Linked DNA regions of Mus musculus: region 2 is linked to region 1. Evidence: chromatin contacts called from ENCODE Hi-C or POLR2A ChIA-PET data. All regions are on one chromosome and are shown on one strand. The core of a region is the stretch at or near the end of the contact, and the rest is flanking DNA. Distances in the headings are between cores, read along the strand shown.

Evidence for each region. A loop is a pair of places that touch in the nucleus more often than their neighbours do. ChIA-PET counts read pairs that join two places held with the same protein, here RNA polymerase II (POLR2A).
Region 2: a loop to region 1 is called in a map of heart, with 2.3 times the contacts of the local background. The contact joins the enhancer-like site here to the promoter of 1700010G06Rik in region 1. A Hi-C loop is called at or near these places in 3 of 37 maps with a recorded cell type or tissue (all heart). POLR2A ChIA-PET finds 5 or more read pairs at or near these places in 1 of 5 experiments (Patski).

Annotation. Positions count from the first base shown.
Region 1 is chr15:64,311,569-64,316,131 of GRCm38, forward strand. 1700010G06Rik (a long non-coding RNA gene) reads left to right here and starts at 2,550. Exons shown (of 2, transcript XR_003951590.1): 1 at 2,550-2,965; 2 at 3,390-4,563. Asap1 (ArfGAP with SH3 domain, ankyrin repeat and PH domain1) reads right to left here. Exons shown (of 31, transcript NM_010026.3): 3 at 781-907.
Region 2 is chr15:64,359,703-64,364,929 of GRCm38, forward strand. All of the region lies in intron 1 of Asap1 (ArfGAP with SH3 domain, ankyrin repeat and PH domain1), which reads right to left. Among named protein-coding and RNA genes, the nearest start is that of Asap1, 21 kb to the right of the region's middle. Within about 2 kb of position 3,082, at least 2 of the 3 ENCODE cell types and tissues checked have a DNase peak (open chromatin) inside an H3K27ac peak, as active enhancers do.

The DNA of each region.
Region 1 (4,563 bases), core at 1,300-3,799:
CCTCACCCACCCCACGCTCAAGATTTAAAAGAAATAGCTTTGCCCTTGCCTCTGCCCCTGGACATCTATCCGTTGGAGGGTCCTGATAGGCAGAGCTGTTCTTTCCGCAGCTTCTGGTCCCATCTACCAGTCTGATCAGCTCTGCAGACTGCATTGAGTGTCCTGCGGATCTGGTGCAGCAGAGCCCTAGAGAACCAAAGCCACTGGAGCAAGGGGCGCTGGGCGGGGATCCGTTTTGTACAGACCTCCTTCCACTGGGCTTTTGCTCACTTTAGGCACAGGGGACTAGCAGACACAGGCCCAGGGATGGCAACAGTCTCAATTGAAGTTCCCTTTTATTCCTTTGGGGTTTTCCACCAGCCCTTATCTCTACAGCTAAGCCTGCCTGGCCCCGCTGGGCTGCGGAGAAGTGCATTCACGGCCCATCTCCAAGTCTCTGGCTGGTGACCTTGGCCAAGCAGCCTCGCCTTTCTGCCCTCGGTGGCCTGACGCCACGTACTTCGTGGGTTAGGAAAGGGTCACAATGATGTGGAAGCGCTGAGCAGACTGCCTGGCACCCAGACAGGGTGCAAGGCAGAGAGGATCTCTCTTCTACTCGGGTGTCCAGAGCTCGCTCAGTCCTTCCCCACTTCAGTTTCCCCGGCTTTCAAACCTGCAGGATCCCGGAAAGGGCTGCCAAGGAGGACCACAGGGGCCGGGGGCTGCCGGAGGGGGTGTGGCTCCCCGAGTCGCCGGGCTCCCCAGGGCCCCAGCCCACCCAGCTGCCAGGCCGCCGCCTACCTCCTCCAGCAGCGTGACGGTGTTCCTGCAGTTGTGCAGCCGCGTGGTGAAGCTGGACGTGGTGGGCGAGTTGTAGTCCTCGGTGGTCTCGGCGATGAACTCGGACACGGAGATCTGGTCCGGCATCCTGCCGCGGGAGGGACGAGACACAAGCGGGGGCGGGCGTGAGTCACGGCGCAGGCTCCCGGGGCCGCCGGGCGGCTCATGAACGCCACGCGCGCAGCCCGACCCGCCGCGGCGCCCGGCCTGGCGCGCGAGGAGTGGAGCGGAGAGGAGCGGAGCGAGCGGCGCAGCGCCCTTCAAACTGCAAGCGGCGCGCGCAGGCGGCCGGGGACGCGCCTCCCCGAGCGCACGCAAGGGGCGGCGGGGCGGGGCGGGGCGGGGCGCGACGGGGAGGGGCGGGGCTGGGCGGAACGGACCGCTCCGGTGGCGCTGACAAGCGGCGAGGCTCGACCGACTGGGGCGCTCGCTCCCGCGGAGCGGCGGGCGGCGCGCCCGCGCCAGTCACGGGGACAAACACGGAAGTGCTCTGCGCACGCGCCCCGCACGCCCCGCCCGCCCCTCTCTCTCCACTTACCCCCCCCCCCCGCCGCCCGGCCCTCGCGCGGCCCCCACCTCGCAGCCGCCGGCGCTGGTGCTCGTGCCCGTGGGGCTCCGGAACCGCGCCCCACGCACACACACACACACCCGGCCGCCCCCGGAGCGGTTACTTCAGCGAGCTGGTTACGCGAGCGTTTTTGCAAGAGAGGGACCAAAAAAAAAAAAAAAAAAAAAGTTGTTCGTGTTCTTTTTTAGTCCCGAGTGGGTGCAGGAAGCGAGGCCCGGAAAGCCGTCTCCCTTCTGCGCGGACCGAGGGATGGGGGCGCAGCCCTGCTGCCCTCTGAACGCCAATGCTGTGCCTTGTGCAGAGACAGGAAGGGTTGTTTTAAAATACTTTCATCTGTCCAGATGTATTTGGTTTTTTTTTTTTCTTCCCCTACCCCAGAGGACCGCCGAGCATCCGGAGATGCAAAAAGTATTTCTCAGGTGCAAATGCTCTTCACTGCTAAGCAGGAACTGACTTTCTTCTGAGAAAAGTACCAATTCAGCCCCAGCAAGATGTCTACTGTTGTTAGTCCAACATACCCATCTAATTTCTCACCACCGACTGGAAGATTTTGAGAATGGTATCAACAAAACCCACCTAGTCCTTGGGATTGGCCTCCAGGAGCCCTTGAAAGCGTATGACTGGCCTCCATTAAAGCCTGCTTTGGAAGGCAAGCCCTGTGGCCCACTCAGACCTGCCTGCATACCGTCCGATATAGCTAGCTAGAGGTTGTGTTCGCTGGCCTTTCTGGCCGCGTGTGGGTCGTGTGGCTCAGGGACCCACGGAGAGGGCTTGTCTTGAGTGAGGACCGGCAGGGAGGGAGGAGAAGACTGCATGTCAAGAGGAAAAGGTTCGCCTCACAAGCTGACAAATTCTGAGATGAGTGATGTCGGCAAGGGCCACATTCCTGCTGTCTTGGAATTTGCTTTGCAGCAGAGGACCAGACAAATAGGCAATACAGAGGAGGAGTAGGAGAAAATGACAGAGCCATACATAAACCATGGTCAGAGAAGGCTCAGTCAAAGTGTGCAGAATAGAATGGATACACCACTCGATACCCTGTTGGCTGGGAATCTTGGACCCCTAACTGCCTCCCATGAAAGTAGAAGACAGGGACCCTCATGGAGGAGGCTGAGTTCATGGATGAGGACTTGCTCTCTGCATAGGAAAAAATGGGTTAAAATGTGTGCTGTTTCTCTTCCTGGCTTGACCGAATTGGGTGTGCACTGTGCCTCCACTGCGGTTCCTACCAGTGCTCTCCAAGGCAGGGAAGTGTCTCCGCCTACTACAGGAAGAACTTGCTAAGGGAATGAGCATAAAGAAACACATCCCTGGCAAACTGACCTTTTAAAAAAAACTAGTGAATAAAGAGGTTAAACATAAACAAGAGTACTTTCTCTCCTCAGTACTTTAAAAGTTTGGTTTGGGAGACATGGAGGGTTTAGCTCTCAGGGAGAAAATAAGGCAGGAGGAGACTGGCAGCTGACCACCCCACAAGGGCAGGCTCACTGGTTGCCAGGGCTGCAAGATGTAGCATTTGGAGAATGAACATTCCAGAAGAGAATCCTAGCTCATTTCTCACAGCATCTGGAAAATTCTGTAAGTTGGAACAAATATGACCCTCACTAGCTTGGCCTAATTAAGCTCCCTGCGCCTCAGAAATCCCATGCTCCCCTATAAAGTACTGAGAGCAAATCAGCGAGAAAAATCAGTGAGCACTGGGGCTTCCCTCTGAAAGGATTTGTCTTCCTCAGGGCTGTGAGCCAGTCTGGTCCCACCCCCCACACCCCAGTTGTCATCTAGTACCTGCCCTGTCTACTGAGCTGGCAGCACTCCTCTGTGTGTGTGACATAAACAGTAAAAATGAACTGTTGTTCAGAGCCTAGACTTAGCTAATAAGTGTGTCTGTTCCCAGAGACCCTGAATTCCACAGCTTTCTCTCCTAATTCAGATACCTTGGGTTTGGGTGGCATGAGTTTATCAAATAAGAGGGTAAGGCGTGTCAAAAATGACCACCACACAGAGCCCTCCCAGCTCCAGCCGGTTTGCTCCCACACCTGGCTCTGCAGATGAACGAGTCAAGATTATTCCAAGCTCAGCAGTGGTAAACAGCCAGGGATTTCTTTCTGAATTCACCGGAGAGCCCAAACTGCCGCCACCAATTGCTGTTTCAGTTTCCTCCGAAGATTATGTTATGTATCTGCCCCTCCCCTGCCTCCTCCAGCCAAGAGGGGACTATATGAACAATGAGATATTGTGCTCTGGTAAGCATATACCTCCTTAGACTGGTCTGCAATTAGAATTTCAAAGCTTCGCACCTCAACCCACCATCTCTGGGGTTCATGGACCATAATCCTCTTTAAATTTGAAACCATGCCCTGGTGCAAAACCATCTGCACCTCCCTTTTTCTCAAATACCCCGAACGCCATTCCTGGATATCTAAAAGCAAATAGAGTCTGGCGTGGGCAAAGCTGAAAGGCTGGGTTTCTTTACAGGGAACTACCCAGAAATACACACTTATCCTCTCCAAAGCCAGAAAAAGACACGTGCACACAGACTCGAGCTTCTGTGAACCCGGCTTATATAAAGCAAGCGCCGTCTACGCTGTCGTCATTATAATCCCCCTCAAAGACTGTTTATTACCCTAGGCCTCTCTCATTCTGCTAAGCACTGTCCAGAGCAGCAAGCTACTCAGCCTGCAAGGATGCTTTGTGTCCTGGAAGTGAAGCACCAAGAACAGGACAAGCTTGTTCCTATGGACACCATTAGCACTGCTGACCACCGTCACCTGGGAATTGACTCCGAGTCATATTTCTACTCACAAGGCTCGCTCTCCCATCTACTTTGGAACCAAAGAAGCTTGCTTGCAAGAGGACTGACAGCGATCCAAACCTAGGGAGTGGGAGGTGAGCAGCCAAAGGTGCTCTCTAAGCCTGGAACCCCATTGCTGCTCTGAGCCACAACTTCAGCCAACCACCGCACTCATCCAATCTCTCCTGGAACCAGCAAAGGCAAAATGCTTCAAGTTCCTGGAACTCGAGTTTCTCCACTCTGTCCCTGGCCTTGTTTTCTCGTGTGTCAAATTAGGGTAATCAGATTGTTAGAAGAAATGGGAAAAGATTCGGCTAAAGGTGTTGACACAGAGTGAATTCTCTTTGAACATTTCTTGTGTGAAGCGTGGCTATAAATGCATCGC
Region 2 (5,227 bases), core at 1,832-4,331, 49 kb after region 1:
AAGAAATGAGGTATATGTCTAAGCAGCATTCAATACCGTCTACTTAAAGCCAAGCACAGACTATATAGGAATGGCATGATAAGAAACAAAGAGACGAATCCCTCCTTTAGATCTTCCAAAGAATCATGCAAAGCACACCTGGTCCCACAGGAAAACTCACCTGCACATCCCACCCTCCCCCCCCACACCCCCCCCCCCCCGTGTAGCTGCAGTTCATAAATCCTAGGCACGACATTCTTGCATATCTGCAGGGCTAATGAGAAATGAAACCCAACCCTTCACCCTGCTTGTTCACGTAGAACATGTCTAAAGAGAACCCTTCACACTGAAGAAACATGGATGGACTAGAGATCCGATTATCTTCTGTTTGGCCAGATCCATTCATTCCTACACACTAGGTGGCAGATGCTAACAAGACGCCATCCCAAGCTGAGCACTGTCTTCTGATGCAAGCCACACAGGTGAACCTTTAGTTGTGCCTACCTACAAAAGGAGAAGCTACCATAAAACAGAAAAGCGATGCACGTGGCTGGATGGAGTAGCTCTGGGGAGCTAGAGAACAGCAGCATCAGGTTTTGAGGTGGAACAAGAGGCTATCAAACACACAGAAAGGAAGAGGCTCTAAGTGGACCCACAAGGCCACAGCCTAAAGAAACTGCTCATTGTGGGAGCGTGTGTCATTCTGCCTAGCACAGTGCTGCTCCATCCAGAAGGAGATGGCAGTAGAGGTTTGTTATTTCAAGTCTGCTCCTATCTAAAGCTGGGTGACCACAGGCAGATGGGAAGGTTTGCAATTAGGAAGTTCTCAACCTGCAAGTGGAAGCGCAGAAGGAAGAGGCTCTGGAATATGCCGGCTGACGTACCAGAGTATCTGCCTCTCCCCTTACCAGTTTCACCTTTATGAACTGGGTGTTCCAATTTTCAAAGCTCGCTTAATAAGAGTAGCCTCAGGCTAGACATAGGACCTCTGCACCTGGCACTTGGGAAGGAGGATCTAAAGTTGAACTCATAGTCCTTGCCTATGTAGCCAGACTGAATAATTTTCTAAAAAAATCCTTGTTTCAAAATTAAATACATAAACAAGTAAATTTACAGTAAGTTCCTTCAAGGGCCTGCTGTGAAGTAGACCTTCTGGGAAAACATGGGTAACTGACGCTTCCTTTGGCATCCTTTGCCCTTCTACTTCTCAAAAATGGTACAAACTTGGTCTTCCAGGGATTAAACCAAGAGAGGGGATCTATTTCACATGCTGTTCGAAAGTTTCATGACAGCACATAAGAATGTTCTAGTGCTGCAGCTAGAACTCCTGTCCCTTTCCATAGCCCTAAGAACGGCTGCTGCGCTGCAGGTGGTCAGTAGCAACTATTGTTGCCAGAATACATTCCCTGAATCAGTTAAAAAGGGGGTGGGGCTAAGACACTTCTGCTTGAAATGTCAAAATAGGAAGGCGGAAATGCCTTTTAAGTTGCAGGCAATACAAATAACAAAAATGAATTATTAATTAGTATGTACAGTAGACATAATATATGCATAGATATAGATATAGTCTCACACATGCAAGCAGCCTTGCATGCTACTTCCTCCAGCTGGACAAGGAAGCCCAGTGCCATATTTAAGAAGGCTATGTGACCTAGGAACTCATAGTATATGACCTAGGAACACCAGGGCCAGGCAGCTCAACCTTCAAACATCTCTCTGAAAACCTGCCTCTGTTTCTTAGAAACGTTGCTGCTTGCCAACATAGGAGGATCCTCTCAGTTCCAGAAACGGCATTCATTATCTTGGAGTCTAGAGTCTTTGCTTCTAATGACGATGAAACAGTTTCCACTCCGACAGCTGTTTGTCTCCTAGTGTGAAGGGTGTCAGCACAGTGACAGGATACTGAGCTGGGTGCGCCGACTCACTGTAATTTCAGGACAACTCCTTGAGCCACTTGGGGTCACCTTCACAGGACGGCAAGCTGTGGACATCAGGGTGCCACCTGAAATGGAAGGCTGTTGGAAAAAACCTCTCTGGCAAAGCAAGACAGAATTATGGGGAAAGCAATCTGTCACTTCTCTCCACCTTCCTCTCCAGAGAAGCCTTCAGGGAACAAGATGACCCTCAGCCAGGTCTGTGCCTGGTCCAGTGCATGTTCAGTGAATTGATGAATTAATAAACCAAACAAATATCTCATGCCAAGACTTTCCCAGCAGAGTCCAACTCCCAGTTGCCAAAGGATTAGCAACACGTTATCAGGACACCGGTTCCTACAAGCCTCTTGCTTGGCAGTTATGCATGGTATGAGGTGTCCTGACAGGTCCCATCCTCTAGAACCCGCTGCAAACCAAAGTTCTCTCAGACATTAATCCAGTCTCCTCAGTTTCCCCAAGATTTTATCCTCAAATAACAAAGAATTAAAAGCAGTTAATCAAGACAGATGTATTTCATCCCCCAAGGGGCAGCATATATGGCCGAGGCTACTAGCCAAGGAGGGCTACTAGCTCCTTGGGATCTCAACGTGCCAGTGGGGAAGCAACTAGTGCGGAAGCAAGGGTCATACTGTCTCTATCTCACAAGCACAGTGAGGGTTCCTGAGAAGAGAAAGCGCAGCAGAGATATCCTCTCCCAGCATCTCAATAGCCTGACCTGATGGGTACCCTGCTCCCTCGAAATCTTGAATGACTAGGACTCAGATGAGCCACTACATGACCAAAAGGGGAGACGCTGGGCTGGCAATGTAGCTCAGGTAGTAAGGAACTTAGCTGCGCGTGCGTGAAGTTCTGGGTGTGACGTCACACGTCTGAAATCCAAGCACTTCAGAGAGAGAGGAGAGGCGGAAGGATCCAGAGTTTACAAACACGCTGAGCTATAGAGCAAGCCTGAAGCCAACCTAGGCTGTGTGGAACCCTCTCTGAAAGAAGAGTGGAGCGAGAGACCCAATGCTAAAACCAAAGGCCACCATTCCCAGGACAGGCATGTACAAAGATGCATCTGCACCCCGACATGAAGTGCAGAGGAAGGCACACAGCTGTGTCAGGGCCTTTCCCCATGGCCAACTGCAGAAAAACAGCTGGGCACTTTCCAGATTCCCTCAGGGGCCCCGACCGACGACGACAACGACGACGACGGACTTCATGTGCTGGATCAGGACATTCCAGCGTCAGCCTGCTTCCTCTGCAGAGACATTTTCCTGACTTGTTCTGGCAGCAGACACAGGCTGAAAGAACTGCCCTTCCTCACACCACCCACCTCCATGCTGTGACTGATGTGGAAAGCGGTGGCCTGGCAAGGAGCAAACTGGGAAGTCCAGCTTTGCAGAAGGCATACCTAGACATCTCTGAAGAGGGAATGGACAAGCACTGCCTTACTGGAAACAGAAGTGGAACTTACAGACTGACAACTGACCCATAGAGAGTAGGAGAGAATGAACTTCAGCCATGGCTCCATCATTTCAGAGCTCATGGGATATGGTCAGGGAGAATCCACTACCCTACCCTGCTCGCTCTGTCTCTCTGTCTCTCTCTGTCTCTGTCTCTCTGTCTCTCTCTGTCTCTCTCTGTCTCTCTCTCTCTCTCTCTCTCTCTCTCGTTTAGGGGAGACAGGGGTTTTCTGGAAAGCTTGCTTCAAGTGAGTTACTGGCCTGTGGGTGATATCCAAATAAAGCATGATAGCTTCAAGGAGAATAGGCCTCTCATCAGGCAGATCTAGTAAAGGCTGGTATCTGACTATACATCCAGTCTGAAACCTTCTCTGCAACCTGGCTGTAGTAATGAGTTATCTATTCCATGTGTGCCCAGACACCGTTTGGTACAGGCTTAGAGAGGGAATGAAAACTTACCCAAAAGAAAGGAGGGGAGAGGAGGGAGGAGAGAGGATGAGAAAGAGAATCCTTTCTCAGTAGTATTTGTTGTAGAAAAGATGCTCTCTGTGTGTCTCTGGTAGTAATGATAAAGGGGGGATTATCCCACAGGACTATAGACAATCTCACAAGCAACTTCAGCAAGAGGCCAGCACTCAACACTCAAGGACCAGCCATTAGCCAACCTCATAACTTATAGAGCAGCTCTTTACTCTCTGGTCACAGTCAACAAGGAGTCCCCCTAGTAGATGGGAGGAAGAGGGGAGGCTGAAGATCATCTTCCAAGCTCAGCCCAAGTCTCAGCTCTCTCCAGGAAGCCCACACCTTTGCTGAGACTCTGCCAGCCATTCGCTCTTTGCCCCTCAAAACCACATATCCACAGGAACCCCCAGGCTGCTGTTCTAGAGCTTGCGCTACCCCATACCTGGCCACACCTTCCTAAAGCTCCTTGACCTGGCCAGCAAGCACGGAAGAAGCAGCTAAAGGCATGAGTCATTATGAACCCGCAAGTAAAACCACCATGACACACCACTTCACATTCATTAGTTCGGCCACAGACAAGAAAATGGTCCAACATCAAGTCTTGGCAAAGGTCTGCTGGCTGGTGGAAATGTTAAAAAAAATAATAATAATAAATCACTCAACCACTTTGCAAAGGTCTGACAGCTCCTCAAAAAAGTTAAAAATAGTTACCTGATGACTGAGCGATTCCACCCCAGGCATATGCCCCAAGGAATTGAAGACATGAACTCATATAAACACTTGTAAATGAATGTTCATAGCAGCACTTGCCATGACAGCCAAAAAGTAGCAACAGCTTAGATGTCCATCAGCTAGTAAATGAATAAACATTGCAGCCTACCCACACAATGGAATTACTGAGCTATAAAAAGGAATGAAGGGACAGGATGGTTCAAGGCAGCCAAGGTTACCTAGCAGGAACGTGTCTCAAAGAAACAAACCCCAAACAAGCAAACAGCCAGACAAAAGGAATCCTGGCACTATACCACAGCCTGAGTAGATCTTTACAACGTTAATTCTAAAACATGCTGAATGAAAGCCAGACATGAAATCTTACACGGACAATTCCATACACGCGAAGCATCCAGCAGAGGTGCATACATAGAGAAGAAATGACTGGTGGTTGCCAAGGGCTGGGAGGGGGAGAGGGGAACCAGGAGGCATTGTGGCTTCCTTTGTGGGTGAAGAAAACATCTTGAAACTACATAGAAATGATAGTCACACATTATGAATGGGTAAGATTTATGGTTAGTTTCACGTTAATTCTACATCCAGTGTGTGTGTGTGTATGCATGTGAGCCGACCCTTTATGAAATTATCATAATTCAAGGGAGCTGTGTGTCCCCTACTGTAATGAAACAGCCT